Regions from separate parts of the Homo sapiens genome. Here regions 1, 2, 3 and 4 are each linked to region 5. A link is a loop called in an ENCODE intact Hi-C map of the cell type or tissue named here. Cell type or tissue: Caco-2. All regions are shown on one strand. Each heading gives the region's core, and the rest is flanking DNA. Links, peaks and the distances in the headings are about the cores only.

Region 1 (6,295 bases), core at 523-5,522, 360 kb after region 5:
AATGTTTTATTATTGTTCCCCTTATGTTGGAAATAGATTATACATATAAAAGAGTACATAAAATTTGCATATCTGTTTAAGGAAAAAGAATAAGGACAAACACCTGCATATGCACCCCCGGGTGACATGCCCCTACCTGTGGGCACCCTGACCTGCCCCTGCACAGGAGGCACCACCTGCAGGGTATGCAACAATTCCTGTGCTTTTCCTGTGTGTTTTCCACTATGTGTGTCTCAGTGGAGAAACGTCCTGCTCGGTTTTGTTGTTTGTGAACCTTACACAAATGGCATCTTACATTACGTAGTCTTCTATGACTTCTCTTTGCTCAAGATACATCATGTGAATTCAAGTGGCTTTGTTTCATTCTGTGTCACTGCTATAGAGTGTTCTAACACAGAACAGACCACAATCTATTTATCCAGCTTACTACTGATGGAGATGTTTGTGTTGCTTACATATTTTTACTATTACAAACAATGCTGGTGTGAACATTCTTCTAAACATCCCTATTACATAAGGGCCAGAATTTTTCCAGGCATACAACAAAGAAGGGCTATTATGGGCCATGGAACGGACATGCTCACATCTACCAGATGACACCCAGTTCTTTCCAAAGTGGTCACCCGAGTTTCCACCTTCCCCAGAATTGAAAACGAGTCCCTTTTTTGCTACATTCACATTTCTGCCAGCATTCGCTGTCGCCTGATTTTTAAGTATAAAATGGTAGCTTATTGTTTCCTTTTCTGTGAATTGTCTGGTGGGGATTTTTGAGCACTTTTCTATTAGGTTGTTTGTCTTTTACCTTGTTGACTGATATGAATTCTCCACATCTGCTGGATATGAATGTTTTGTCAGGTACATGCCCAGGCATTCTTTTCTACTTCCTGGCTCGTCTTTTTAATCTCTTGGTGGGATGGTGTCCTTTGATGAGTAGAAGTTCTCAATTTTAACATAGCTTAGCTTATTGGTTATTTTCATGATTGTGTGTATGTATGAGTGTATTAAGAGCCCTCCCTGCTCTGAGGTTTAGGAGATAACCTCTACCTCATCGTGTAAGAGGTTCATAATGGCTTTTTTTTTTCACATCGAAGTCTTTAATCCATGTGGAATTGATTTTTTAAAATATAATGTGAAGTAGGGATCGAATCTCATTTTCCTTTGTTTAGTGCATTGCCTCAGTACTGCTTATTGAGTAGTGTTTATTTGCTGTTTACACACTTATGCATATGCCATTATTAAACACGGCAGACCTGTTTTAACGGAGGTCTGTTTTCTGGGTGAGAGTGGGCTTGGCCTGCTCTGCGGCACTGCCCGTGTGTTCGTGGTCTTGCCAAGCTGCTTGTTCTAAAGACTTCGCTTTTGGAGTTGTCTTGAGCTTTGAGAGGGCACAGCCCCAACCATGTCCTTCCTGAAGAACAAGGGTCCTGGCTGTACCTGGTCCTTCATTTATTTCCATATAAATTTCAGAATCAGCTTTTCAAGGTCCATAAGAAAAGAAATCTGTGATTTAGATGAAATTGTATTGACTCTACAGTAGGTGTTTTTACTTTGTTATTGTTGTTTCCTTAAAGTAATCTTACTCAAAAAGAAATGTAAGCTCTGCGTAGAAAACAGTGAAACACGGGGAAATAAAGGAAAAAAGAAGCAGTTACTACATCACCTCGACTGCCCCCACCAGACAACACTGCTAGCATTTTAATGTCTTTTATCTTTAATATATATTTTATTATATATAAAATATCTAATAAATATATGCATACATAGTGTACATTTGCATACCCATGTATTTACAGATGCCACACACCACGTGTTCCCAGCTCTAAGAGGCCTGTTTGTCCCCATTTTACCACCTCTGGATTCAGGACACGCCTGGCTGCATTGTCTCCTTGTCTGCATAGAAACTTGTGGGACAGAAGCCGCTGGCAGACGTTGGTGGGGACCCTCACAACGCCCCCAATTCAGGCCCCTGAGGCCACAGGAAAGGATGTGGCACAAGGAGGCCAACCATGCAGTCCTGCTTGGAGCGGTGACTGGGAAGACAGACGTACCCTGAAGAAGCACAGAGGAATCGAGACCAATTGTTTTTGCCTTATTTTCCTAGTTAAGTATACAAAGGAGTGATATCAATAAAAACCTATGTCTAAATAAGTAAAAACTGCTCTTTTGACAGGTACGAAATGAAAACTCTGTGTTGAGAGCAGCTTTCTAGTTTGGGGGACAATCTTGATCTCTCTTAGCTGAATGGGAGTCTTCGATTCTATGAAGGGCCAGACGCATTGCTGGTGGGTGGGTTGGCACAGTCCACTGCAAGCCTTCACCAATGGCACTGGTGCCGCCGCTGACGCAGGGAGGAGAGGGCTGCTCTGCGGATTGACCGGTTGGAGGCAGGTGCAGGTTCCAGAGACCCCCATGCTCCCCAATGCTTGGGAGGCGCTGTGGTTTGACTTGAATGCTGCTGTGGAGTTATTGGTGGCTCCCCCAAGCATAGTTCACAAATGAACTGAGGTTTGATGTTGTTTTAGGTACCATACGTGTTATTTTCTCAAAAATATGTCCTGGAACGTCCCTGCCTCCGATGGCTTTCTTTGGGGACATGAGTTCCCTGGCATGTGGGTGGCAACACTGCCCCCTGCTGGTGTTGGGCAGCATCATCAGGCACCCGGGCAAAGGCTCCAGCCTCAGCCTCGGCCGTAGGTCACAGCCGATTGGACACAGAACCTGAGATTTTCCTACAAAGTTTAAGATTTGAACTGAATACCATCCAGAGGTGTGATCCTAAAGCAATGGCGACATTGCTACTAGGTTCAAGCAGAACTTACTTTTTCCCTACTGCTCACCAGGTATTAAATATTTAGTGACATTTCTGTTACCTGGCATTGTAATTATTTCAAATGAATTCTTGTGTTCTATATTGTTTCGTTTTTATTGGACTATGTTTTTCTTTACATGTATTGTGGATACCTTTGTAAAGACTCATCCAAATTTATTTTTTTGCTCCATATTTTGTAAGAATTTTTAGTAATGCATTTGCCTTGTCAGTATGAATCTTATATAAATTTATTCTAATTCATTTCATATTGTGGCTTGCTTTCTATTTACTGGCATTTCCTGAAATACAATGTCTATATTTGCTTTTATATGATATGTGAAGTACTTGTAAATTTACAAGTAAATTTATTGTGTTTACTTGCAGCCTATATACTTGTATTTATAAACACAACATATTTCTTGTTAGCTACGTGGCTTTCCATTTTTCTTTTTTGGGTTTAGTAGAAAATTACCACATATCTAAAACTTATTATCTCAACCAGATTCCAATATACAATATAACTTTATTTATGCCCGTGTTTTCCTATAATATCTCTTGAAAATAGCTTTCAGTACATAAATGCTTAAGGTTTTTTTTTTTCAAAAAGCGTCCTGTGGGTTGGGAGGCACTGATGTGTCCCCAGTGCCAGCAGGTGTGTTGGCTGTTGGTGATGGGCCGCTAATCCAGCTGCTGCCGGCTGACTGTTACCGTGGGGATGACTTTCAGGTGTCTGATGGCGTTGTCAAGCAGACTCTGTGGACACAGGGAACTTAAGGACTGCCTCGCTCTGAAGTGGTTATCTCTGCAGTTAATGTTTCCACCGAGGACTCTGCTTCCAGCCTGTCCATCCTGCCCACCTAAGAAAACCCTTAGAAATAAGGGGTGAGTCCCTCGAGGATTTAACTGTTTAGTTGTGAAATGGGCACGTGGCGTCCAGGGAACACAAGCAGCAGCGGAACTGGACAGCAAGGGCTTCGTGGGGAGCTGAGTGTCCTCTGAGGGTGGTGGCTCCTGCAGGGAATGACTTACGGGTTCAGGGTCCCTGATCTGGGAAGGCCCAGCCCCATGCCCCGTGTGCTCTCTGGGGCCCACTTCCCATCCATAGTGGACTGGTTCAGGCTAGACCCTCTGCAAATCTGGAATAAGGTTTGCCTTCTGCCTTGGTGGAACTGAGAGGTGACAGCATGCTGGCAGTCCTCGGAGCCCTCGCTTGCTCTTGGCACCTCCCCTGCCTGGGCTCCCACTTTGGTGGCATTTGAGGAGCCCTTCAGCCCCCCCACTGCACTGTGGGAGCCCCTTTCTGGGCTGGCCAAGGCAGGAGCCCACTCCCTCAGCTTGCAGGGAGGTGTGGAGGGAGAGGCGCGAGCGGGAACCGGGGCTGCGTGCGGCGCTTGCGGGCCAGCTGGAGTTCCGGGTGGGCGTGGGCTTGGCGGGCCCCGCACTCGGAGCAGCCAGTCAGCCCTGCTGGCCCGGGGCAATGAGGGACTTAGCACCTGGGCCAGTGGCTGCGGAGGGTGTACTGGGTCCCCCAGCAGTGCCAGCCCACCGGCGCTGTGCTCGATTTCTCGCCAGGCCTTAGCTGCCTTCCCGCGAGGCAGGGCTTGGGACCTGCAGCCCGCCATGCCTGAGCCTCCCACCCACTCCATGGGCTCCTGTGCAGCCCGAGCCTCCCCGACGAGCACTACCCCCTGCTCCACGGCACCCAGTCCCAACGACCACCCAAGGGCTGAGGAATGCGAGCGCACGGCGCAGGACTGGCAGGCAGCTCCACCTGCAGCCTCGGTGTGGGATCCACTAGGTGAAGCCAGCTGGGCTCCTGAGTCTGGTGGGGACGTGGAGAGTCTTTATATGTAGCTCAGGGATTGTAAATACACCAATCAGCACCCTGTGTTTAGCTCAAGGTTTGTGAGTGCACCAATCGACACTGTATCTAGCTGCTCTGGTGGGGCCTTGGAGACCCTTTATGTCTAGCTCAGGGATTGTAAATACACCAATCAGCACTCTGTATCTAGCTCAAGATTTGTAAACACACCAATCAGCACCCTGTGTTTAGCTCAAGGTTTGTGAATGCACCAATCGACACTCTATCTAGCTGCTCTGGTGAGGCCTTGGAGAACCTGTGTGTGGAAACTCTGTATCTAACTAATCTGATGGGGACGTGGAGAACCTTTGCATCTAGCTCAGGGATTGTAAACGCACCAATCAGTGCCCTGACAAAAACAGGCCACTGGGCTCTGCCAATCAGCAGGATGTGGGTGGGGCCAGATAAGAGAATAAAAGCAGGCTGCCCGAGCCAGCATTGGCAACCCACTCGGGTCTCCTTCAACGCTATGGAAGCTTTGCTCTTTTGCTCTTTGCAATAAATCTTGCTACTGTTCACTCTTTGGGTCCATGCTGCTTTTATGAGCTGTAACACTCACAGGGAAAATCTGCAGCTTCACTCCCGAACCGAGCGAGACCACGAGCCCACCGGGAGGAAAGAACAACTCCAGACATGCTGCCTTAAGAGCTGTAACACTCACCGCGAAGGTCTGCCGTTTCACTCCTGAGCCAGTGAGACCACGAACCCACCAGAAGAAAGAAACTCTGAACACATCTGAACATCAGAAGGAACAGACTCCAGACGCGCCACCTTAAGAGCTGTAACACTCACCGCGAGGGTCCGCGGCTTCATTCTTGAAGTCAGTGAGACCAAGAACCCACCAATTCCGGACACAGAATTTCATGGAGCCTGGAGCCCAGGTAAGTAGTGAAAGCCGTCTAGAGATGGAGGAGCAAAGCGAATACACAGGTGGAGGCTGAACGCTGAGAAAAAGAGTGCTGGGGTCTTTGCAGTTTGGGTTGTAGCCACTTCCTGAGGCTCGGGATCCTGAGACAGCCCACATATGAAACCTCTCTGTGTCCTTTCCTCACTCCAGCCTGAGCTTGCGTCTGTCTTTTTCAACCCAAGTATGTGAATGAACACCGCAGGTGGTGCTCGTCTGTCTGATGTTATAAGAACTAGGCCTGTGTAAGAAGTCAGGAAGTTCAAACGTCTTTCTTTTTTTTTTTTTTTTTTTGGGACGGAGCCTCGCTCTGTCGCCCAGGTTGGAGTGCAGTGGCGCAATCTCAGCTCACTGCAACCTCTGCCTCGCGGGTTCACGCCATTCTCCTGCCTCAGCCTCCCGAGTAGCTGGGACGACAGGCGCCCGCCACCACGCCCGGCTAATTTTTTGTATTTTTAGTAGAGACGGGGTTTCACCGTGTTGCCAGGATGGTCTCGATCTCCTGACCTCGTGATCTGCCTGCCTCAGCCTCCCAAAGTGCTGGGATTACAGGCATGAGCCACCGCGCCTGGCCTCTTTAATTCTTAATAGTTTTTTTTTCTTTTTCTTTCTTTCTTTATTTTTTTTTTTGTGACAGTCTCCCTCTGTCACCTAGGCTGGAGTGCAGTGGCACAATCTCAGCTCACTGCAACCTCTGCCTCCCGGGTTCAAAGACTCTCCT
Region 2 (6,295 bases), core at 484-5,483, 120 kb after region 5:
CCCGGCCACCATGCTGACCCCTGCATCCTTCTTTCTTTGTCCCTTGAAGCCCCTCAAAGTCCTTCCTGAGACACATCCCCTCCCAAGGCACACCCTGGAGGGTCTCAAGACTTGAAAATCAGTCAAGAAGCAGGCAAGGAGTGAGCTGATCACTGTAGTTAAAGAGACGGCACCAAAGACATTGTACAAAAGAGGGCAGGAAGATGTCCATGTGTCTGCACCAGACCTTCTGCGCCAGTGAGGGATGCTGCAGGCAAAGGCAGGGCAGATGGCAAGAGGGTCCCTACCCAGCCGCAGCACCCGGCAATGCCCACCAGAGCCGACCCCCTGCCCGTGTTCTGTGAGTCCACGTCGTCTGCATCAGGGTGCTGATGGCAAAGCCTCCGGGTGTCCCTCCGTTGCAGGGTCTACTCCTGCAGTGTGGACAGCAGAGACGGAGGAAGTTCTCCCAAGTGCGGGGAGGTAGGCTCTGTGGGAAGCCCTTCACTCAAAGGCACACTCATGGTTTTGTTACCAGAGCAGCTGAAGAATTCAAAGTAGCTTCTGAGAACTCTAACTGTCTGGACCATGCTATAGTAAGGGCTAAGCTAACTTAAGAGCCATCCAAAAAAAAAAAAAAAAGAAGAAGTGAAAAGGTGATTGATGTCAGATGTAAACCCAAGAGGGTAACACAGCAATGCTGAGACATCCGAAACAACTTCCTATTAGCTGTCCAGGACCTTAACCCAGGTCTTAAGGGATCCTGTCTTTTTTAGTCTAAGGCAGTTGAATACTAAATTATTAAAACAGGTCTTATTTTATGACCCTAATCATCGACAAGAGGCGCCTTTTGTTGTTGTTGACACAGAGTCTGGCTCTGTAGCCCAGGCTGGAGTGCAGGGGCGCATCTCGGCTCACTGCAACCTCCACCTCCCAGGTTCAAGTGATTCTCCTGCCTCAGCCTCCAGAGTAGCTGGGGTTACAGGCACACGCCACCATGCCCAGCTAATTTTTGTATTTTTAGTAGAGACGGGGCTCCATCACATTGGCCAGGCTGGTCTCGAACCCTGACCTTAAGTAATCCATCCACCTCGGTCTCCCAAAGTTCTGGGATTACAGGTGTGAGCCACCGTGCCTGGCCGACGAGGCACTTTTCCCTCAAGTTAACAAAAGGAAAAGAGAAAAGAGAAACCTTCTGAAGACAAACAATAGATAATTGGGTGAAAGATGGATGAATTCTCCCCACGTCTGTAACTCCTAAGAAACAGAGGCCCTATGTTCTGCATGAGGACATATCCGTTGTTCACAATCCCCACACTCAGCTGAAAACCACAAACCCACCCAGAGGGATTGCCTTTCTTCTTCTCCATTTGGGTACTTGCTCTCCAGCTGAATTCCACTTTAATTTCATCAGTGAAGGTCAGTTCAATTGGATAGACTGCAAGCTCTTTTCAGAATGTAAGGGAGGATTACTCTGTGAGAGATCTAATCATTTATTTTTAAAATACAGCACTTGACTAAGAAAAATTTCCTCTGCAATTAGGATTTTACCCACTTCTATGCGATGCACCGTATGTCATTTTCTAGAGTGGATCTAAAGTGCTGGAAGAAAAGAAACAAGAGTCACATCCACTTAAAAAGCCATATAAAAATTAAATTATGATATGTTCACAACACAAAAGAGTAAGGAAAGAAAATAAAGAACTAAATTTAGTTTCTTTAGAGATAAACACTAAAATGAAATGATAGCACAACTGTAATTGCAAATGAATTTTCATTAAATGGTAGGAAGACTAAATCAGCTAATAGTTCAGAAGCAAAGATGCCCTTTGTTATGGGTTAAATTGTGCCCGCCCCCCCAAAAAAAGATACTTTGAAATCCTACCCACCGTACTTCAGAGTGTGAACTTACTTGGAAATAAGGTTTTTACAGGGCAATCAAGTTAAAATGAGGTCATTAGGGTGGGCTTCAATCCAATAGGCGGGTGCCCTTATTAAAGGGAGGGATTTGGACACAGCCACACTGAGACGAAGATGCCATCTACCAGCCCCAGCACACTGGAGGTGCCGGGAGCGGAAGAGAGGCTGGACAGAGGCTCCCACGCAGCCTCAGGAGGAGCCAACGCTGCTGACACCTCAGACTTCTGTCCTCCAGGGCTGGGAGACAAGGCGTTGACATTGTTCTAAGCCACCCGATTGGTGGTACTGTGTTTCTGCAGCCTCTGAGAACTAACATACCTTTAAAGATCCAGAGGATTTAGTAAAGCATTGTGGCACATACTCAATGTGCACCAAAATTAGTCTTACCTGTTAAAAAAGCCAAAATCCCTCACTAACTGTACGTGGATTCTGAGAAGGCAATAGAAGAGCATATTCACAATGTGAAGTAAGACACATCAGAGTTAGGTTTGTTGCAGATTTTACAAATTTCAAGGACGCTAACCAATCAGCCACTGTAATTTTTCAATCAATTTTAGCAGAGGGGATCTACTCCCATCTCCTAGATAGAGCCACGCAGGTGTCACAGACTAGCTCACACGGCACAGAGACCCCCCCAAAATCTGCAGACAGGAACCACTCCTTAATTAAGATCTGAAGTGACTACTTACACATTAGGAAAAAAAAAAAAAAAAAGACCCAACAATAGCATTGGAAGATACATTCATCAGACCTAATCCTCACAATAGCCTTGGGAAGTAAGCTTTGTCCTCCAGCTTTACAGAAGAAACCGATCGTGAGAGGTGATGTCCCCCACCAAGTACACCAGGCAGGAGCCACAGAGCTGAGCCACGGTTCCCACAGGCTCCACGGGTCCAAGCTGCCCACCAGTACCTGGACAAGGACCCCAGCAGTCCAGAGAGGAAAGAGACAGCACAGTCCTTTATCTTTACTTCCTCAGTGGAATCACCAGGAATTGGTGTGCAAAATCATTCCACATTCTAAGGTGTGCAGTGTGGTTGTGCTGCACACATCCGTGTATTTTCAGATGGCTACAGTGCACTCAGCAAATCCATTATGCTGGACTTAGGGGCATTTTTTCTACTTTTGAGCAAAAAGTGTATCTGGCTTCAACATGACTCAAAACCAGAATTTGAAGCAATGTATCTGCTGCTACTAAATTTAAATCTGCTGCTGCTCTTCACAACCTGCAGGAGAAGGAACGCATTTCTTCGCTGGACAGGATGCCTTCCCCAGGGGCTACCATCTGCCCTTCCAGCCTCTCCCTGACACACATGGAACTTCTGGGTGGCTCCCAAACGCAGGCTGACGTCACCAGATGCTGATTCTGATCCTCACCCTTCCACCCCCCATGTCAGCCCTGACCTCAGAGCCTTGTTGCCCAGCAAGCCACTTCATTCTGTGCAGCCTCTGGGGAAGCTCCGTGGTGACCTCCGCTGGCAGGATCATCTGGCCCTGGCTCCTTTTTCATCCTTCATTGGTTAGCAGGTCAGTTTCTCCCGCTGGATGGAGAACTTCTGCAGAGACGGCCAAGCTGAGCCCTCCCCTCACCGCAGGGAAGAGCTGAGTCAGATGAGAGCAGGGAGGCCAATGTCACTTCCCCAATGTCACCAAACGTCAAATAGAAAAGTTCACCTGGAAGGAAGCAGTGGGGACAAAACCACCACAGGGCGACTTGTGGGCTCACAGACAGAGGCCCCGCTTCCCCAACACAACCACCTCTCTCCTTCCCTCCCTCCCACACACCCCAGAGGTCATCACAGCAGCTGGGCGTCCCGCAGCCCATTTGTCCATCCCCCACCCGCTCTGGGGGACCTGCTCCTACACAGCAGACCCTGAAACCAACATCACCTGCGACTTCGTCGTGGCCCAATCTCGCAGTCGCTTTAGCCTTTCAATCTACTTGTCTTGCACCCTGTTCCCCACTTCCTTCTTTTTGAAAATCGATCCTGGACCTTCCCAACCCACCTGACCACAGGGCCCTTTACCTCCCCAGGGATCTCCCTTTGATCAAGTGGGTTTGCTCTTTAAATAAACTCCACAAACACCTGCCAGGTGCCTTGCCAGTTTTCATCTCTGTGCTGGTTACGTAGAAAATTGTCCACATTTCCCCCAGTGATTCAGGAGGCTGAAGGGGGAGAATCACTTGAAACTAGCCTGGGCAACATAGCAAGATGCAGTCTTCACAAAAAATGTAAAAACTAGCCAGGCATGGGAGCATCTGCCTGTGGTCCCAGCTACTCCAGAGGCTGAGGCAGGAGGGTCACTTGAGCCCTTGAGTTTGAGGCTGCAGTGAGCCAAGAACACACCACTGCGATGTTGTGATCTCGGCTCACTGCAACCTCTGCCTCCTGGGTTCAAGCAATTCTCTTGCCTCAGCCTCCCAAGTAGCTGGGACTACAGGCGTGCACCACCACGCCCAGCTAATTTTTTTGTATTTTTAGTAGAGACTGGGTTTCACCATGTTGGTCAGGCTGGTCTTGAACTTTTGACCTCATGTGATCCTCCCACCTCAGCCTCCCAAAGTGCTGGGATTACAGGTATGAGCCACCATGCACAGCCAATAAAAAATTTTTTAAATAAATAGATTTTTTTAGCAGTTTTAGGTGTGCAAAAACGAGTGGAAAATACAGCGTTCCCATGCCCCGCTCACACTCCCTCTGTTCCGGTTTTCCCTATGACTAACAGCTTGGCATTCGTGTGGTACAGTTGTTACAATGGAGGAGTCAATATTGCATTAGTATTGGCACAAGTATTACAATGGAAGCATTGATATTGATACATAATTATTAACTAAAGTCCACAGTTTAAGTTAGGGTTCATTCTTCATGTTGTACCTTCTATGAGTTTGGACAAATGTATAATGACATGTATCCACCATTATAGTCTCACCCAAGATAGTTTGGTTTTTTCTTTTCTTTTTTTCCTTTTTTTTTTTCTTTCAAGGCAGAGTCTCACTCTGCTGCACAGGCTGAAGTGCAGTGGTGACATCTCGGCTCACTGCAATCTCTGCCTCCTGGGCTCAAGCGATCCTCCCACCTCAGCTGCCCAAGTAGCTAGGACCAGAGGCATGTGCCACCACACCTGGCTAATTTTTTTTTTTTTTTTTAGACAGAGTCTCACTCTGTCACCAGGCTGCAGTGCAGTGTCACGATCTTGGCTCACTGCAACCTCTGCCTCCTGGGTTCAAGTAATTCTCTTGCGTCAGCCTCCCGAGTAGCTGGGACTACAGGCGTGTGCCATCACACCCAGCTAATTTTTGCATTTTTAGTAGAGACCGGTTTCACCATGTTGGCCCAGATGGCCTCGATCTCCTGACCTCGTGATCCAACTACCTCGGCTTCCCAAAGTGCTGGGATTACAGGTGTGAGCCATCACACCCAACCAATTTTTTTTGTTTCTTGTAGACATGGGGCTTCTGTGTTGTCCAGGCTGGTCTCAAACTCCTGAGCTCAAGCGATCCAACTGCCTCGACTTCCCAAAGTACTGGGATTACAGGCATGAGCCACCAGACCCGGCCCTCATGAAGGATAGTTTGACTGCTCTAAAAATCCTCTGTGCTCTTCCTATCCATCCTTCCCTCCCCCAACCCCTGGCAACCCCTGGCAACCCCGATCCTTTTACTGTCTCCATCGTTTTGCCTTTTCTAGAATGTCATATGGTTGGAATCATACAGTATGTAGCCTTTTCTGATTGGCTTCTTTCACTTAAAAGAAAACTTTTGGGCCAGGCGCAGTGGCTCATGCCTGTAATCCCAGCACATTGGGAGGCCGAGGCGGGCTGATCATGAGGTCAGGAGATCGAGAGCATCCTGGCTAACACAGTGAAACCCTGTCTCTACTAAAAATACAAAAAGTTAGCTGGGTGTGGTGACGGGTGCCTGTAGTCCCAGCTACTCGGGTGGCTGAGGCAGGAGAATGGTGTGAACCCGGGAGGCAGAGCTTGCAGTGAGCCGAGATCGCACCACTGCACTCCAGCCTGGACGGAGCAAGACTCTGTCTCAAAAGAAAAAAAAAAAAAAACTTTTGAATTCTTTATTTTCTCTAAAGTTGTGCAATGTGATTCAGTAAAATCTTTTCTTAAGTCTATGCGGCGTATATTTGGATATGCACAGAAAAAGTATGGGATGTGAATACTAAACTGTCAGCAACCATCATCTCTGAAGGAATGAATGGGAGGGGATTCCTTCAGGTCACTCTGCGGTGAAGATTCCAACCTCTTCTTCCAGCATGGGTGTTTGAGCGCTGTGTACTCCGGGTCCTCTGGGTCTGAGTTACAGCCACTCGTGGGCGTGAGTTCATGATGACCTCAGCCCGCTGCTGCAGACCAACCATGGAAATAGACACTGGGAGTTTGG
Region 3 (6,295 bases), core at 376-5,375, 72 kb after region 5:
GCAGTGCCTGGAGTGTGGGCATCTGCTCTCCCCGTGCCCCCAGCACTTCAGCCTCACGAGGTCGATGTGGGCACACACACTTTCCATGAGGAAACTGAAGTGTGGGGGAGTCAGGCATAGCAGCGCTAGAGGGAGGCTGGGCCAGGGCACTGGAACACCCGCCACCGTCCTACATTTAAACGCAGAGACCCCCGAACTGATGGCTAAAAAGGAAGATTAAAAGGTCCCCAGCTCTGTGTACTTTTACAATGCAGTCATCTAATCAAATCAACCCGGGTCAGAATACACTCCCCACAGGTAACACCTGCACATCCGTACTGTTCTGTTCCCAACGTCTGCCCCAGGACCACCTTTCTATCCCACCAACAGTGCACAGATCCCCAAGGGGGCCCGCTCACCTCCCCACCAGCAGGCGGCTCCCTGCCAGTCCACTCAAGGGCTACCTAGGAACTTTCTGGCAGAATTCTGAACCCCTGTCTGTAGCACAAGCTTTCTGCATACTCAGATGTGGAGGACAGACTCCCACAAGGGGAGCAGATCTGGCCAAGGCAGGTGTTCCTGGGACAGGTGCAGTGCACGCAGCAGGTGAGAGCCCCCAGCAGGGAGGGCCGAGCCGAGCACGCCTGCTGGTATGTCCTCCCAGCCTTGGCGTGCTTTTCATCGTTGGACACATCTGCCGCACTGGGGGGACGAGCTCTCAGGAAGCAGCTGTGGGAGAGGCAGCAGCATGCACCTTGGCCCCCACCTGCCTCTCGAGGACCGAGCAGGCTGTGCATGGCATGGGCCCTCCCTGCTGGCAGGAAGGGGCTTCACAGACGCTCCTGGTGATGCATTTGTTTCAATCACCAACAAGCAAACCCCAAGTGAGATCTTCCAACCACAAAGCACCTGCTCCCAACCACACCTGCCGGGGGCACGCTTTCGAAGAGGAATGAGACTGAGACCTGTGCTCAGACGCCATCCCAAGGAGCCTCTGCAGACAGGCCTGGAAGCTCCCATAGCACCTGCTGCAGGCCAGCTCATCCCCTCCTCCCTGGGGCATGTGTGGCCTCCCGGGCCATGCCCTTAGGCCAAGAGGAGGGAGAGCTGGGAACGACTGACAGCACTGGCCTCCACTCTCGAGCTCAGAACGCCAAGGTCAAGTGCCTCTGAACAAGGATGAGGCTGCTGGGGCACTGGCGCAGAGAGAGGTGGCACCCAGGGAGTGTCCAGGCCCCATTCCAATCCCTCGCCTGGGAGAAGTAAGCCTGGTTCTGATTTTTTAAAAAGAAGCTAACAATGTGGATTTTAATCTCCCAAGTTTTAAGCACTCAAAACTAATTCAAAATTTTCTAAAGATCACATTTAGGCAAACCAAAATGCAACAGTGGCCCATCATTGGCAGCTTCTAAATTATAAATGGTCCCATGTCACTCTGAGGGCAACTTCCCCTGAGTGTGTGGACAGTGTCGACCACTAGCAAGGGCTCTTAACCACTGGGGTCATAAACCAAATTCACAGGGTCCATGACCTTGAATGAGGGAGAAAACATCATCTTTGTTTTCACCACCCTCTACCTGAAATTTACCATTTCCTTTCACCACAAATATTGGCAGCAAACTGCAGAAATGGCAGTAAGGGGCACTCATCACCAACAGGGCCAGCAGGTGCTTCCATCCGCATGCCAGATGCCTCAGACACTCCAGCGTGATGCCCACGACCCTTCAGACCTGCCATGCCTTCATTCATTAATATGTGGACCATGAACCACATATCAATCATAATTTAAAAAGGCTCAAGACGACTGTACTTAAGGACAGCTGGTTACCTTTGTATGTGACTGCACGCACTTGGGCATAGTGTTCTGAGAAGGGGTCCTGGGCTTGTACCCCTCGGGGGCCGAGGGGTCTTGACACAAATGAAGTTAAGGCCCCTTGGTCTGTGGGGCTTTGGAGCATGGACTGAACGCATGACACCTGCACACATGTGGCTCTCTAAGGCAGACTGTCCTTTGCCAATAAACCACTGTTTAGAGCCAAATAGCCAAGAAGCACAACCAAATTTCATCCCATTCCCATCCCCAATCTTTCTGAAATGGCCACACATTCTGATGACGCCAAGTCCTCAAACCTTGCTGGGCGATGCTGCCTGGATTTTGAGGCAGGCTGGTCACCCCTTGGGCAACCCTGGAGAGAGGCGCCCACAGAGACACACACTCATGTCCTGTGAGAAGAGCCAGACAGACCTGTCTACTGACCACTGTGGTCTCCCAGGCCCCGAGCGTGGACTCCAGCTCCCCCTTCAGCAAAGCCGACAGTGTGCCCTTTGGGGATGTGGAGGGAAAGCGAGCTGGGAGCTGAGCCCAGACCAGCTCCGGTAGGAGTCAGAAGAATGTGCCCTGCTGCCAGTCTGAGGGTCAAAGTGCGAGAGCTACCCGGGTCACCTCCCTCTTCTGGGAAAAGCCAGCCTGGGAATGCTGTTGTTTGGGCGACAGAGCCACCCTGTTGGCAAGCAGCTTGTGCTCTGGAATTCAGCACCTGAAGGGCAACATTCCTCCCTTCCGCACGCCTACCAGGGGTCAGCTTCAGACTGAGAAGTCAATCCGTTTCCAGTCAAGCTGGACTGGACCCCAGCAGGCAGAAATCAGACAGTGTCCCCGGAATCCACAGTCATTCTCCCACTACAGAAGATGATGATCAAAAGCCTTTAAAACCCAATACAGCAGGCATTAGCTTCAAAAAGAACAGGCTAGGGCAGGAGGATTGCTTGAGGCCAGGAGTTGGAGCCCAGCTTGGGCAGCATAGCAAGGCTCCTATCTCTACAAATACACACACACACACACACACACACACACACACACACACACACATACACTTTAATTAGCCAGGCATGGTGACGCATGCCTGTAGTCCCAGCTACTCGGGAGGCTGAGGAGGGAAGACTGCTTGAGCCAAGGAGTTCGAGGCTGCAATAAGCTATGATCATGCCACTGCACTCCAGCCTGAGCAACAGTGAGACCCCATATCTAAAATAAATTTAAAATGGTAATAATAAAGGAAAGAAAAAGGCCGGAGACTCATGCCTGGAATCCCAGCACTTTGGGACGCCGGGGTGGGCGGATCACCTGAGTTCGGGAGTTCGAGACCAGCCTGACCAACGCAGAGAAAACCCATCTCTACTAAAAATACAAAATTAGCCAGGCATGGTGGCATGTGCCTATAATCCCAGCTACTTGGGAGGCTGAGGCAGGAGAACTGCTTGAACCTGGGAGGCGGAGGTTGCGGTGAGCTGAGATAGCGCCACTGCACTCCAGCCTGGGCAAGAGTGAAACTCCATCTCAAAAAAAAAAAAAACAAAAAACAGAAAAGAAAGAAAAATGCTTCTTCGTCATTACCACAGTACTAAGACTTTTGTTTCAGGGACACTAATCCCATAGATAACAGTCCAGGCATCATGAGGTTTTTACATGAGCTAAAAACGTCATCAGCTTCTACCCACCAGATTTCACAAGAGTGTGACTATGGGAATGCGGAGTCAGGGGCACTCCAGCTACCCTGGAAGAATGGTTTTCAAGTCTCTGTTACATAGTTCACTAGGGCCAAAGGGAGAACCGTGTTGATGCCTATGCCTAAAATAGTTTTCCATTCCAGATAAAAATGCCTGATTTGCCTTTAAAAAACTAAAAAAGGAAATAATAATATAAAAGGAAAGATCTTAGTAATGAAAGGAAACAGGAACTGAAGAATCACAAATGCTAGCCAGAAAAAAGTAAGAATTGTTGCTTGAACCCTATAATCTGTTATCTACCCATTAATGAATGCAAACCAATTAAATGCAGTTGCCCCAGCTAAAGAATTTACAAGCAAGCAGTTTTCATATTTGAAATTCTAAAATACTGCTTTGGAGATAATGTATAGCTTTTAGGATTGCTAATGGAAGAGTCAGGCTGCTCTCAATGAGCGCATTGTCCACACCAAGAAGGGCCAGTCCCGCAGGGAACAGAAGTTCTGAATTTAATCCTAATTGAATTTGAGTAGGGGCTCTGGTATGTAAGGCATGAGAGTGAACATAAGACAATGAAAATAAAATGGTGTCACTACAACTTGACCTTTTGCACTTGGCTTTGACAGATTCACAGTGTATTTGAATCCAAGGACCCTCACGCGTTTTCTGGAAGTTTGTGAATGTGCTCTGAGCCGGGCCGTCAGCCCCCTGCTGCCAACCCCATACACATGTCAGCCCCTGTATCTCTCAGAATATTGATTTCCTGTCTACAAGTATGGGCTTAAACTGAGTACTTCAAAGTCCCTCTCCCTGGAAACAGGATCAGGCATCTCTATCTCTATTGCCTTCTCCCCCAGACCGGAGTCCGTCAGTACCAATCGTGAAGCCAAAGCACTGAGAGTTCTGGTGGTTTACCTGGACTTTCCTGGAGAAATAAACAGCCTCAGGTCCAATTCTGGGGATGCCAGAGCCCCAGGCTGCCCCAGAAACAGGGCAAAAGAGAAAAATCACAAATTGGTTCAAATTCAACCAATGCAGCCAAGGGTCAGTGAGCTGCCAACCCTGGTCTGGTGAACGGAGCCAGGCTGCCGAGCCTGTGTGGCCACTACCAACACGGGCCTGACATCATCAGGGCTGGGGGCACGGGTTCAAGCCTGAGGAAGGAGCCCAGCCTTCCGCCAGACTCTCCCGCCTTTTTGCCTGGGCTGTCTCCAGGCCAAGCAGACGGGAGGATGGGTGAGTGACCGGAGCCTGGGGCTCTAGGTTCGACTTGTCCAGGAATTATTACTCGTCTATGTAGCAAATCCGTAAGTGATCTGCTCAGCTTTATGTCACCAACACATACAGACGAAGAGGTCAATTACCCCTGGTGGTGAGGGAAACCTGAATCTGTAAGAACGCCTCCAATGTCTGATCAGCCACACTGTTGGACAAACTACTGAAATGCAGCAAAACTGACCAGGACTTTAACCGTGAGTTCAGAGCAGCCAGAAATGAAGACGCCCTGCTCACTGCAGACAGGGCCCTGGGGAGGCAGGTCCCACCACCCCACCTCTACACAGACACAGGGCCCCGGGGAGGCAGGTCCCACCACCCCACCTCTACACAGACACAGGGCCCCGGGGAGGCAGGTCCCACCCGCCCCACCTCTACGCAGACACAGGGCCCCGGGGAGGCAGGTCCCACCCGCCCCACCTCTACGCAGACACAGGGCCCCGGGGAGGCAGGTCCCACCCGCCCCACCTCTACGCAGACACAGGGCCCCGGGGAGGCAGGTCCCACCCGCCCCACCTCTACGCAGACACAGGGCCCCGGGGAGGCAGGTCCCACCCGCCCCACCTCTACGCAGACACAGGGCCCTAGGGAAGTAGGTCCCACCCGCCCCACCTCTACACAGACACAGGACCCTGGGGAAGTAGGTCCCACCCGCCCCACCTCTACACAGACACAGGACCCTGGGGAAGTAGGTCCCACCCGCCCCACCTCTACACAGACACAGGACCCTGGGGAAGTAGGTCCCACCCGCCCCACCTCTACAGACACAGGACCCTGGGGAAGTAGGTCCCACCCGCCCCACCTCTACACAGACACAGGACCCTGGGGAAGTAGGTCCCACCCGCCCCACCTCTACGCAGACACAGGGCCCTAGGGAAGTAGGTCCCACCCGCTCCACCTCTACACAGACACAGGACCCTGGGGAAGTAGGTCCCACCCACCCCACCTCTACACAGACACAGGGCCCTCAGGAGGCAGGTCCCACCAGGTTTGTTTCTCGAATTTACAGATCTAAAAACACAATTGTGTCTGTTCACCTAAAGAGCTAATTCCACTCACTTTATGAGGTTTAAGTTCTGTCTAAACAAGAGAAATGGAAGCCAGAACAGGACTTCGTAATTTATAGCAGGGAATGAGCTGTTAACTTCCACGATCCCGTCCTGTATCAAGGATAGGAAGCGCTGCATTAGCTATGGGAAGAAGCATGGCCAGCACAGTGTGAGTCCTCAGGGTTTATTATGCTCGTGCAGGCTTCCCTTTCCCATGTTTTACAGGAGGAGGAACTGAGGCACAGATGGAGAAGGAGGTGGGCAACAGACACAGGAGCGGTGGAGCCCTGAGAAGCACGCTGGCAACAGGCACCCCAGGGAGTCTGGTCTAACCACCCCCAGAGGCAGAGGAAGGGGCCTAGGGCCCCTTTGAGGTGGGCTGCTGGGCAGGAGAAAAGCCTGCCTCCACCCTGTGATCCCACAGAGCACAGGCATTTGCAGAATGCAGCCACCTTCCCAGGAGCTCCAAATTTTACGCAGAGAACTAT
Region 4 (6,295 bases), core at 773-5,772, 76 kb before region 5:
TACATGCAACAGGTGCCATCTCTGCCCTTGCTTGGGGTCAGAGTGCTTTAATCCAGATGCAGTATTGGTTGCATCTGTCATTATCGGCTCATCTGCAGCTGTCCTTCCTGTGTGGTGAGCCTACCCCTCACTCCTGCCTGGTCACTCTCCTGACCCTCCAGTTTACTTTCTGGCTCTGGAGGTGCACTGAGCAAGGGCACACACTCTCCCTGTATCCATCTCCATCCCAGGACCCCGCACATCCCTGCAGCTGCTCCTGGGTGTGCCCACCCCACCCCCACTGGGATTTGAGCTCCCCTCAACTAATGGGCTTTCCATGGGGAATCAGGAGGGTGGGAATTGTGATTCCGTTAAAATCATTTGACTCAGGAAAAGCTTTTCGAAATAATCCCCAAGGACCAACTCTTTACAGAAACTCCTCCCCCGCCTTCATATTTTTGGCTTTGACTATGGGGAAATTCATTATGTTGAGCTAACCTTGGTGAAACAATACTAAAAATAGAGATAATAGAAAAACATGTTAAAGAAGGTAAAATCATCTGAATACGTACTTTATAAAATTCAGCCTAATACTTAATGGCTTTATTCAGACCTAATTTGAACATATCACAAGTATATTTCAACAGAACTTTCTTCTTCACAGAACTTTTCTGGAAAAAAAAGTATACTGTCAAAATGTTTCTCTTATTAGCAATCAAAACCCAGTTTGGAAAAGTGAGTGGTTTGCTCTGAAAAACAACAAACAGGGCTTGTGGGAATTCAACAGAAGAATAACCCACGGCTTGTAAGAATATTAAAACCACGGTCACATTTTACACAGTTTTGGCAAAAGGAATAGCCCAGGCGTCTCGAATCGAGATGTAATGTGAAATGAAGAATTTCAACAGGGCTCATTAGGCTTTTGTTCTATCTGAGCAGAGTTTTCTGCTTTCTTGGCTAAAATAAGATGCATGCAGCTTTAATTGTATCTCCCTTTATTCAAGGTCTTCACTGGCAACCTTAAGTATCAAGGATTTGCTGCTCAAATCATTTGTAAATAAAACTCAGATGTAAGGAAATACAGACAAGGGAGGACAAAAGTTTTGTCCAAAAAAATAGATATGGAACAAATTCAGAGAATTGTAGATATAGGAAGGACCTGATACACTAGCAAGTCTCCTTTCCCAGTTGAGGAAACTGAGGCCCTCCATGGTCCAGAGGTGCGCCTGCGGCCTCATGAGACAGAACCAGGCCCTTTCCTCCGGGTCCCTCGCCTCAGGAGATTCTCTGAGATGGAGAAAGATTCTGGAATTACAGCCAAATCAGGAGGCCTTTTAAGATTGATTTAGGAAGAGCTAAGAGAAAATACTAAATGGAGTTGTTTCCAAGAAACAGAAATAATCAGTGAAATTTCTTTTACAAGGAAATAATTGAAGCAAATGCCCTCTGCATGAAAAGTCGCATTAAAACCCACCCCAGTGGGCACTTCCTGAATGCAGTATTCCCTGCAGACAGCATTTGAACGATACTTAGGAAGCAAACCCTTCGAACCACTGGGAAGAATGTTCCCAGTCTGACCTAGACAGTCCTTAGACAAGGAATTCGGTCCCGCGGTGTATTTCCTTCTCCACAATGTGATCATGGTGGAGAGCTCCACATTGGTGTCGGTGGACACAGTCATGAATGGAAGCTGCTTCATATGAGGCAGAGCCTCCGTGTCCCACCTCACGCACTCTCCGGCTCCTGTAAAGGGGAGATCATGGAGCCGGGGGCATTTGGGCCCCGTTTGTAGTCTTGCCTGGCCCTGACCCATCAGCACCTGCCTAGTTCCGCAGGCACGGAGAAGACTGCACCTTCTGCTCTTAGGTGGCTGCACCAGGGCTTCTTGAAAAGGGGCAGCTTCCTCTCAGGGACATCAGACAAAATCTGAAGGCACTTTTGGTTGTCATACTGTGGAGAGGGTGTTTCTGGCATCTGGTGGGGCACAGGGACGCTGCTACACATCCTATATGCACAGGACAGCCCCGTGAAGAAGAATTATCTGGTGCAGATTATCTGAAGTGCTGAAGGTGGGAGACCCTGGGCTAGAGCAGTGCTCAGCACCCTAAGCTAAGAGGCGAGTACGCGTGCAGGTGCACCCGAGGGAAAGCCTTGCCCTCAGAAAGCCCCTGCAAAATTCCTTGGCATGACCTTCCATCTTGCAGCTCATTTCTTTCATGTACTCAGCAAATACCTGAGTTCCTACTGTGTGTCAGGCTCTGTGTATACCTCAAATTGAGGAGCCAGGGGCGCCGGGCAGCAGTGGGGCTCACAGACTTTTGGCTGCAGCAGAAGCTGCAAGGCTCCTCCCTTCTCATGCACCCCCAAATCCAACTCTGGAGGTGCCGTGTCAGGCGGGTGCACAGACCATGGAGCTGGGGTGCTGGGGTCGGAGTACTCCCCATGGACCCCCATTCGGAAGTGCGGGCTGCTGGGCACATTAGTTAATCTCTTGGCACCACCGTGTTTTATCTCTAAAATGGCAGTGTTGATGAGCCCCCCACTCCCTAGGTGGCTATGCCTGTGCACCCCTAACACATGAGAGCCACGTTAGGATGGTGTCTGGGTCCCTTGTCATTATTTGGGAGGTGCAGCTGAGCTTCCTGGTAGAAGGACTTACTTAGCAACCCGCTCCGCCTTGGAAAGCTGACCCTCCTCCACCTGCCTCCTCTCCTCCACCTTCTCCAGCCCCTCTGTGTCACCAGGCAGCTCTCTCCCGTGTCCCAGTGAGCCCTCCGCAGGCCAGCCTTCCCTTGCAATGGCCTGTGTTGCCAGCTAGTCCTGTTCTGAGAGGATCTGCTCCACTCAAACCGTCCCCACACCTTCCATGTTTGAGCAAAGCATCTGTGGATTGCAGATGAAAAGAAACTTCACCAAAGAGCACATTAGTCATGGCCTCAACCCAGCTGGGAGTGATTTGCATTTGATAACAGCTTTTTAACCCCCAGGAGCCTCTTAAGAGGTGGGTCTTGAAGGAAGTCTTCTGAGAGGCTTTTCTTCTGAGGGGAGGGTCGAACAGAGAATTTTATTTAGACTTTTCTCCCACCAGCATGGACATGAGTTATCAGTATTGTTTATGATTTTATAGAGGAGATTTTCACAAGAGGAACTTTTCCTGTGCCTTTGCCTAATGCATAGTAACTATAAGTCACTTGTTTATACAGCTTTAATGTGTTAACTGTTAAAATTTAAATATTAATATTTTAAATAAGTCTCTATTTGTATACGTGCTGACTCATCGGATTCTCACACTCACTTAGAGATAAGATGGTTTTCTATGCACACACTCACATTAGAAGAATGTAGGGATTTTTTCCATCAATATTCGGGCAAGAGGGCACTAGGAGGCTCATCGAACACCCACAGGGCTCTACGTCACACCCACAAGCTCTATCTCACACCCACGGGCTCTATTTCACACCCATGAGCTCTATGTCACACCCACAAGCTCTATCTCACACCCACGTGCTCTATCTCATACCCACGTGCTCTGTCTCACACCCATGGGCTCTGTGTCACACCCACGGGCTCTATGTCACACCCATGGGCTCTAACTCACACCCACGTGCTCTATCTCACAACCACAGAGCTCTATCTCACACCCACGGGCTCTGTCTCACACCCACGAGCTCTATGTCACACCCACATGCTCTATCTCACAACCACAGGCTCTATCTCACACCCATGGGCTCTATCTCACACCCACGGGCTCTATGTCACACCCACAGGCTCTATGTCACAACCACAGGCTCTATCTCACACCCACGGGCTCTGTCTCACACCTACGGGCTCTGTCTCACACCCACGGGCTCTATCTCACACCCATGGGTCTCTATCTCACACCCACGGGCTCTATGTCACAACCAGAGGCTCTATCTCACACCCATGGGCTCTATCTCACATCCACGGGCTCTATCTCACATCCTCGGTCTCTATCTCATACCCACAGGTTCTATCTCACACCCATGGACTCTGTCTCACACCCATGGGCTCTATCTCACACCCACGGACTCTATCTCACGCCCACCGGCTCTATGTCACACCCACCGGCTCTATCTCACACCCACGGGGCTCTCACGCCCAGCACTCTGGCGTCCCCTTTCCTTGACATCCGCCTGCTCCTCTACCGTAGCCAGATTTCTTTAGGAAAAAAATGATTCTTTAAAAATCTAAAATACTGTAAATCCTATTGGGAAATAACAGTTATTAAACCTCTTCATCAGGAGCCACCAGATATCAACTTAGGCTGTGCATCTTTCTGCCAGGTGGGTCCTTATGACCCTATTAGTGACTGTCTCGCACAACTGGAGATACCAGTGAACACGTGATTGAACTCTCAGCCTCAAGGACAGGTCAGAAAAGGAGCCTCAGGTCAACAATGTGTTCTCGACCTGCTTGAATTTGCATCTGGGAATCCTCCTGTTAGTAGAAAGGTTGACCCTGGACGCAGTCTGGGATTGAATCTGCCTCACTCCTTTTTCACTCCCTTTCAGAAACAAATGAAAGGAAGTGTGTAAACCACACAGCCAAGCACCCAACGCATCATCATCTTCATATCATCGTTATTATTAGTCTAAAATGGTGGTGGTGATGATAACCCCACTCCCTAGGTCTCAGTACCCATACTGAGATTTTATGCTCTCCCTTTTTCTGCTGGATTTCATTTTTTCTCTAGAAGCTTGATGCTATGCCTTGATTATTACTTATTTCAATGGGACAAATTTGCACTAGAACTACAGTATTTGTTATCACTGAATTTTTCACGGTTGCCATATATATATCCAGCATCATTTGTGTCCTACTGCTGTTGAACAACTACTTTAAGATCAGAAAATAGAAGTAGTTTAGCCAGTCTAAAAGGATTTCCATTCATCGAATCATAAATAGAGAAAAAAACAATCCCTTCTATCCATTACTAAACCTCTCCATTCCAAATGTCTTCAAACAAAGCAATTATGGTGGACAAGTATTTGAGGACAGTTTTTTCTCATAAACAGCTGCATAGTGCTATAGCATCCTTGTTGATTAGCCAATTAGAATAAATTCTTTCCACAGCACATTTTAAAAGACTTAGGGGAAAAAACAAGACTTGCAAGACTTGAAGTTTTCATAGAACAATGTGCACCCGTCTTCCGCCCACTTCCCCAGAGAGAAATATATGAATCACATAGCAGTAAATGAGTAAAGTATCAAAACAGGTGCTGGAGACTAGGGAGCATGAATCATCTTCTTCCTTAGATACTTTGTAAATAAAACAGGATGTATTTATGGTAACTCTGTGCGTAAACTTCTATTTACAATGAATTATATAAAATAAATACAATGTCACACAAAGTAAATAAAATTGAAGAATCTATTAAATATCACTTTAACAATTATATTAAATTGTTTCCTTAAATTGATCCAATTTTGAAAGAGGAATTTGAATAGGAGAGATCAACAACAACAAAAATTCCTCCTGTATTCAAACTTTAAGGAACGCTAGCTATCTATTTTAATGAGTGAATAACTTATTTCCCAAACCACATTTTAAGAAAGTCAAAAATAGTTGCATCACATTTTTCCTATTGAAAATATACACTTTGAATAACAGAAAAATAATCCGCAGATAATTTTTTAAAGATTTTTACTCAGCTTAGTGGTAATAGATTTCTGTTTATATTAACCTTAAGAAAGAGTGTTCAGAATGGAGTTTGGCCATTTCATTATGAGTTATGGATATTATTGTATAAAACATGTACACAAAATTCCACTGATGATTTTATCTAATTTCAACCATAAGATTCTGACAGAGAATCAACTCAACTAGCTCTTTTAAGCATCACTTTTAATGTACCACATTTTTTAAGTGACTCTTGTTTATTTTTTTAATGTTTGCTCAAACTTATGGGGATAGTGCCATGTTCTGCGTATCCACGCTAGGATGTGGCCTTTTTGAGCCATGGAAGATGCTGTCAGAACAGGGTCCGGAAAAAACAAATAGGACACTCGTTATTTTCTTGTTGATTTGATTAGCCATATGTACCATTTACAATACTCTTGGGGGACAAAAGGAAGAGAGGGAAAAAACAATTGTATCTGAATATTGCAAGCTAATCTTTTATAAATTTTACCCTTTAAGGGTTGATGGATTCAGAAATTAATCAACTGTATTTTTATCTGATAAATGCTAATACTGTACTGCAGTGCAGTTGTGGTTTTGAGAGTTACATTCATAGGTTTATGTCAGATCAAGAATAGATTTTGTTGGGGGGTGATTTTTAGATTGTAGGAGGTT
Region 5 (6,295 bases), core at 876-5,875:
TTTAATTTTTTTCATTATCCTGGACTGCTGTGATAAGAGCTAGGTTTCTATGAGCATTATATTTCCTAAGCAAATGGTATCTTTTGAGTTTTCTTTTTCTGGAGCAGAACATGACATGTTAAAAACAAAAGCATACAAATATTCCACTTTAACGGCCAGGCATGGTGGCTCACACCTGTAATCCCAGCGCTTTGGGAAAGCCGAGGGGGGCCGATCACCTGAGGTCGGGAGTTCGAGACCAGCCTGACCAACATGGTGAAACCCCATCTCTACCAAAAATACAAAATTAGCCAAGTGCGGTGGTGCATGCCTGTAATCCCAGTTACTCGGGAGGCTGAGGCAGGAGAATCACTTGAATCCGGGAGGCGGAGGTTGCAGTGAGCCAAGACCGCACCTTTGCACTCCAGCCTGGGGAACAAGAGCAAAACTCCATCTCAATTTAAAAAAAGGAAAAAAAAATCCACTTTAAAGAACGGTGATCAAAGGCTAACGTTGCCATTATTCCTGTAACTAAATTCCATTTTGATAAAGTCACAGCATATGCCATCTTGCTTTTCAAGTCTTGCTTAGTAAATCCGTGGTTTACTAGCATAAGTCAACTGCGAACAATTTAATTTCTGATCTGTAGTGTGGGCTGATGAGGAAAGTAATAAAATGAATGGCATCAGATCAATGTTAGCAGCTAAAAATGTTAAAAGCATACAACTTAAGTCCTCTAATTATATATATTACCCCTGTGAGACACATGGTTTCCAAATCAACATTTTTAAAGCAAGTTCTTATGCAAAAAGTAGTCCACCATAATGGCCTTTAGAAAATGTGTGTGTGGTTGTAGTTTAGTAGGAATGACCTTGATTCCCATGGAGTTCTCTGACTTTTCCCCTGGAATGAAATTGTTAGATTCCTCTCTTGTTAACTACATTTCATCCTGTTTTATAGGTTGCTACTGATGAAAACCAGAGTTTTTAGTCTTTTGCAGCTCCAGTAAAATCAAACCACGAAGACAGTTTTCTTTCTGGGTGAAATATTTTGCTTCCCCCTGTTCTAGTTCAGTTAGCTGAATTGAGTTCTGGGAAGTTCTGTTCCACGTAGAAAAAGTCAAAATAGGCCTGGCTTGTTTGGCCAGGGGCTCTTTGTGGAAATCATGTTGCAAACATCTAAGAGGCACACTGCTATTCTATAGGACTTATTTAAAATGACTAATATATTAGAGAAAAGGAGAGCAGCAGGGGGCAGAGGAAGGCTGTCACCCTCAGAGAGCCACTGTGTGCCTTTAGGACTAAATTTGCAAAGCATCCAGTGCTTCCATTGTAAGGAGCGCCCACAATCTCTTTGTCCTGAATGAATGACGTGTCTCAGATTGACAATGGTGACATCTCTGAAGTGTGTGTGGTTAAATTTCTCTCTACCTGCGACACTGCACGTCTCATCACACAGAGGGAGAGCTTGGAGACAGAGAACAAAGCTCACAAAAGTCCACAACTGACCGGACACGCAGCTGACCTGGTCACCGGTCACCCTTTGTCCCCAGCAGTGCGGGGTGCGGCCGCCTCTCCTCCTGAGACGCTGTCTTCTCCCCTCCACTCCCGGGAAATCCCACTGGCCCCCGACATCTCTCCCCTGAAGTCCCTGCCCCTCCCTGCACTCCCCGCCGGATGAACTCGTCCTCCACATGAAAGTACATGCAGTGTGTGCTGGTCACTCGCTCGTTTCCTCTCTGGCCCTGTTCTGTGTGCTGAGCTACTAACAGAAACCGTTAACTCGACACAGAGTCAACCCTATGCACGTGTCTCACAAATGCCTCAAGCTCTCCATGTCCAAAATGGAGCTCTGGGCCTCCTCCGTCCCCACCCCCTGCCACCCCACAGACCTCTCCCTTGGTCCTCACCCTCCTGCACAAACCCGGGAGCTCCAGCAGAGCCCTGGGCTACTCTGCCTACCTCACCCATTCTGTACTGGCTCCCTCACAATCCTGGCGGGTCCTCCACTCCAGTGCTGTGTGTGCCCTTGCTATCCACCACCACCGCCCGCGTAGCCTGCTAGGATGGCACCCGTTGTTCCTTCCCTCTCCAGCCTGTCGTCCACACGGCAGACTCACATGGCAGACCGCGTAGCCTCCCTCCTTGATGCCCTTTAATGGCTTCCTACTGCCCTCGGGGTAAAAGCCAAGTCCGGTTTCTTCCCCTCCCTTTGTGCAAATCTGCCCTTCACTCACCACTCTGCGGGCGCTGGCCTTCTGCCTATTTCAGGGCCTTTTAGAAACCCTGTCCTCACTCTGGAGCATTCCCTCCCGCTCCCCACTTCAGGGGCTCCTTTTTATTCTTTGGGCTTTAATTGAAGCATCACTTCCTCAGAAAGGACTCAGCTGACTACCCCCAAAACATTTCACTGGGCCTCTCCCTGCTGCTTTTCCCCTGTTCCCCAGCACGGGCCATAATTTGAAAATCCGCATTAGTGTGTTTCCTGCATTGTGTGTTTAATGTGTGTCTCCACGTCTAAGCTGTAAGCTCCATGAGAGTCCATCGGTTTCATTTCCAGTTGTATACACACAGCACCTCGCACACAGCCTGGCACAGCATAGGCACGGGATAAGTGTTTGATGAGCGAATGAATGAATGAGCTATGGTAAACGTGCAGTGAGCAAACTACATGGGACGGTATCCATGTCCTCATTCTCATAGACATTTATCCTCACCTGGCAGTTCTCTGACTTGCAAACTCCCGTGCTCTTTTCCAAGCAGATAGCTGGGTTCTTTAAAGTTGGAGTTTTCTCACCTTCCTGTGTGTAACGGCCTCATCCCCTGCTCCTCTCAGGTTCCATGTAGTGTGTATAGCAACATGCCTTTTAATTTGCTGGGGGAGTGCCATTTGCCCATTGGAGCTCTGGCCCTATTATTTAACAGTGAGGAGGACAGATAGCTGCAGGGCACACCTGCAGAGCCTGCCCCCAGCAGCAGCTTGTGTGTCTTGCAGACACACACCCTCCTCCTGCCACGAGATGGCACTCTTCTTCTCCAGTGCGATGGCGCGCTCTTTGCTGGTGTGAAGAGCACCGTGTTTCTTGCACCGTCATCATCAGGGATGCCCCCGCCGGGATCATTGAGCCCTGCAGGAGCTAGTGGGGAGAGGTTTACAAGGGGAAGGTGGTGGGCGAGGTCATCCAACATGGCTGACCATGCTGAATCCAGATTGGCCACAACATTTAATTAGCATAACAGTTATCCTAACTCCGTGTGTGTGCATGTAAGGCATGAAAGAGGAAACAGTGTTCTGGAGGGATGCACACGTGTGCCCCCATTCCCATATCAGAAAAAGATCAAAATGGGAAACTGAGTTCATCTTTTTTTTAGTTTTTTGGGGGGGAACCAGAAGTGTGTAGCAGTCTTGGAATCCAAGTTACATGATCAAAAAATCAAAACTTTTCTTTGGACTCAATGTTTCTCAAAAGGAATAATTGTTATCCCTATAGTTTAATGGAAAAACTAAATTTGCAGACTCTTATATTTCTTTCCAACCCTGAAGGCTATCGCCACAAAATAGTCTAAGTTTTCTTTTGAAAAAATGTGCTTTTGTTTATGAAATTGGGTTTATGGATCATTTGGGGAGGCTTGGCTGAAAGCCACCCTGGGCTGGGTGGGACACCAGGCGTCTCTGTGGTGCCCATGCCCTGTGTCTGGGGGGACCCTGGGCATCCTTGATGCTGGTGCCTCACAACTGGGTGGGATGCCGGGCACCCATGGTGCCGATGCCCTGCGTCTGCGTGGAACCCCAGGCGTCCGTGGGGCTGATGCCCTGCGTCTGCGTGGGACCCCAGGCGTCCGTGGGGCTGATGCCGTGCGTCTGCGTGGGACCCCAGGCGTCCGTGGGGCTGATGCCCTGCGTCTGCGTGGGACCCCAGGCGTCCGTGGGGCTCATGCCCTGCGTCTGCGTGGGACCCCAGGCGTCCGTGGGGCTGATGCCCTGCGTCTGCGTGGGACCCCAGGCGTCCGTGGGGCTGATGCCCTGCGTCTGCGTGGGACCCCAGGCGTCCGTGGGGCTGATGCCGTGCATCTGCGTGGGACCCCAGGCGTCGTGGGGCTGATGCCGTGCGTCTGCGTGGGACCCCAGGCGTCCGTGGGGCTGATGCCCTGCGTCTGCGTGGGACCCCAGGCGTCCGTGGGGCTGATGCCCTGCGTCTGCGTGGGACCCCAGGCGTCCGTGGGGCTGATGCCCTGCGTCTGCGTGGGACCCCAGGCGTCCGTGGGGCTCATGCCCTGCATCTGTGGTTGTCTCTCTAGGCTTCCTGTTTGGGCTGAAAGGAGCAAAAGGAAGAGCAGGCTTCCCTGGGCTTCCCGGCTCCCCTGGAGCCCGCGGACCAAAGGGGTGGAAAGGTAAGAACATCTGGGAGGGACGGGATGAGGACAGCCTGGCCTTTCCAAGTCCCTCACCTTACAGAAGGTGAAATCCATCCCCCACTCACGTGTTTGGACATGAAAATGAGCCTGCATGTCTCTCCCAGCCTCCTGTCCCCTTGGCGGTGGCACTGAGAGGGAGGCGCATGGAGCCAGTGGTGCTGTCTGAGCACTCGGCCCCCAGGCTCACCGTCCCTGCTCTCCATCTGCCATCCTCGTCACTGACCTTCCTAGCAGCAGTGAGCCTGATGCTGAGTCCTGTGCTGGGTTAAAAGGGAAAACAGTTATTTCTTAGGCTGCACTCAGGTAGTGTCTCAAGGGCTCAGCTCCAAGGCATTGTAACAGAGGTCTGTAGAGAGCTCTGTCCATAGCAAGGTGCTGGTATAGTCACCATCCCTGGTCCTACTGAGACTCGGTAGAGTGACGTGGTTTGCCCGGGTCTCCCTTCCCGTTGATGAGGAGGCGAACTTGGAACAGGTGGTCTTTGCACCTGACCCTTTCCAGTCACCTCAGGGACTCTGCCCCTAGCTCGAGGCCGTCCTCTGTGAGGCTCTGTGGGCCCTGGTGTGGTGCAGGCTGTGCTCCTGCTCACCTCTCCCCTCCCAGAACATGGGGAGCACTTCCTGGGACTTACCACGTCTTGGCCGTTTTGGCGTATGTAGGATGTGCAGTGCATTCAGCACCCCGCTGTGGATGGGCATGACCTGAGAGCAGGCACCGCAGGACCTGGAGGAAGTGGGGCCTCCCCACTGGGCATCCTCTGTGCCCTGGGGGAGCCAACCCCTGCCGCCAGCATGGTGCTGCCTTGCTGCCCAACTCCCTGGGTTCAGCTGTGGCAAAACAGAGGAAGAGAGGTCAGGCATGTCTTCCCTGCTCACCTATGACCTTTCATGACCTTGGCCTCTGAGGCCAGGGCTCTTGCCCTCCCTGACGGCTCCCTGGAGCCGGCTCCTCCCCTTGGCCCGCAGGCCCAGTGGTGGCAATCTTCAGCTCTAAGCACTGAATTCCTTAACCTCCTTCACACTCCCCGCAACTCAACCTATGCCTCTGAATGTGGTCCCAGTTTTTAAGTATCTTTAGTAAACATCAGAGTCAAATTCTGAACCCCATGAGACTATGAGTGAACACTTGAGTCACTTAGTCTGAGCCTCAGTTTTCCCATCTAAGAAATGGGGGTCATAGTGCCCATCAGAACAGGCAGTGTCCATAAAGCACCAAGTGTGCCACCCAGCTCTCCCCGCTGCCTGATACCCCTCTCCCCGCCACGCTAAGAGGAATGCGGAACAAGGAGGCCCTCCTCTCCCTCCTCTGCAGGTGACGCTGGGGAATGCAGATGTACAGAAGGCGACGAAGCTATCAAAGGTCTTCCGGGACTGCCAGGACCCAAGGGCTTCGCAGGCATCAACGGGGAGCCGGGGAGGAAAGGGGACAGAGGAGACCCCGGCCAACACGGCCTCCCTGGGTTCCCAGGGCTCAAGGTGAGGAGCAATTTCATCATGAAGCTGGCAAGACACTCTGAGGCCTCCCCAGGTGTCCCGTTCTTGCCTTTTATCTCCTAAGTTTACACAGCTTCAGACCGGCAACACTCATGGACCCAAGGCATGGCTAAACCATTCTAAAAACCCACATACCCCAAGGCGGACTTTCTACATGTCCACTGGTGAGACTGAGAAGGGGCGCTGCTGTGGGAACCGCAGCCGACAGCTCTTGAAAGAGTTCAATAGGGGGTCACCACGTGACCCAGAAATGCCACTCCTGGTGTATCCCCAAGAGACTTGAAAGCACGTGTCCACACAAACACACATACACCAATGTTCACAGCAGCATTCTTCAAAATAGGCAGAAGGTGAAACTATCCAAATGTGCGTCACCTGATGAATGGATCAGCTAAATCTATACAGCAT

The links. Peaks named below come from ENCODE experiments on the same cell type or tissue, not always from the same donor. Only the 100,000 strongest peaks of a DNase experiment are listed, where the experiment ranks them.
Region 1: it touches region 5 in a loop (6-fold over the local background); 30 of 110 quality-filtered maps call a loop at or near these places.
Region 2: it touches region 5 in a loop (14-fold over the local background); 45 of 110 quality-filtered maps call a loop at or near these places.
Region 3: it touches region 5 in a loop (6-fold over the local background); 10 of 110 quality-filtered maps call a loop at or near these places.
Region 4: it touches region 5 in a loop (7-fold over the local background); 2 of 110 quality-filtered maps call a loop at or near these places.

Annotation. Positions count from the first base shown.
Region 1 is chr13:110,816,997-110,823,291 of GRCh38, forward strand. It overlaps LOC105370362 (a long non-coding RNA gene), which reads left to right. Exons shown (of 2, transcript NR_158538.1): 2 at 1,794-3,070. It overlaps LOC105370363 (a long non-coding RNA gene), which reads left to right and starts at 5,111. Exons shown (of 2, transcript XR_007063874.1): 1 at 5,111-5,551. RefSeq lists a silencer at 2,661-2,730. In Caco-2, for the core only: a CTCF peak has its summit at 2,626 (motif pointing left); a DNase peak (open chromatin) is centred at 2,625.
Region 2 is chr13:110,572,297-110,578,591 of GRCh38, forward strand. No RefSeq gene overlaps it. Among named protein-coding and RNA genes, the nearest start is that of RAB20, 14 kb to the left of the region's middle. In Caco-2, for the core only: no CTCF peak of the experiment used is centred there; a DNase peak (open chromatin) is centred at 3,325.
Region 3 is chr13:110,525,096-110,531,390 of GRCh38, forward strand. The region is part of intron 1 of RAB20 (RAB20, member RAS oncogene family); the gene reads right to left. Among named protein-coding and RNA genes, the nearest start is that of COL4A2-AS1, 20 kb to the left of the region's middle. RefSeq lists enhancers at 617-666, 1,117-1,186, 5,663-6,279 and a silencer at 2,367-2,661. In Caco-2, for the core only: no CTCF peak of the experiment used is centred there; a DNase peak (open chromatin) is centred at 2,496.
Region 4 is chr13:110,377,242-110,383,536 of GRCh38, forward strand. All of the region lies in intron 4 of COL4A2 (collagen type IV alpha 2 chain), which reads left to right. Among named protein-coding and RNA genes, the nearest start is that of MIR8073, 39 kb to the left of the region's middle. RefSeq lists an enhancer at 2,217-3,167. In Caco-2, for the core only: no CTCF peak of the experiment used is centred there; a DNase peak (open chromatin) is centred at 2,760.
Region 5 is chr13:110,453,066-110,459,360 of GRCh38, forward strand. It overlaps COL4A2 (collagen type IV alpha 2 chain), which reads left to right. Exons shown (of 48, transcript NM_001846.4): 21 at 4,278-4,370; 22 at 5,706-5,869. COL4A2-AS2 (COL4A2 antisense RNA 2) reads right to left here. Exons shown (of 5, transcript NR_171022.1): 2 at 5,026-5,221; 3 at 4,618-4,654; 4 at 4,460-4,522; 5 at 3,332-4,291. Among named protein-coding and RNA genes, the nearest start is that of COL4A2-AS2, 7.1 kb to the right of the region's middle. RefSeq lists enhancers at 2,981-3,030, 4,667-5,476, 5,477-6,285. In Caco-2, for the core only: a CTCF peak has its summit at 3,004 (motif pointing right); a DNase peak (open chromatin) is centred at 3,046; H3K4me3 peaks cover 179 bases.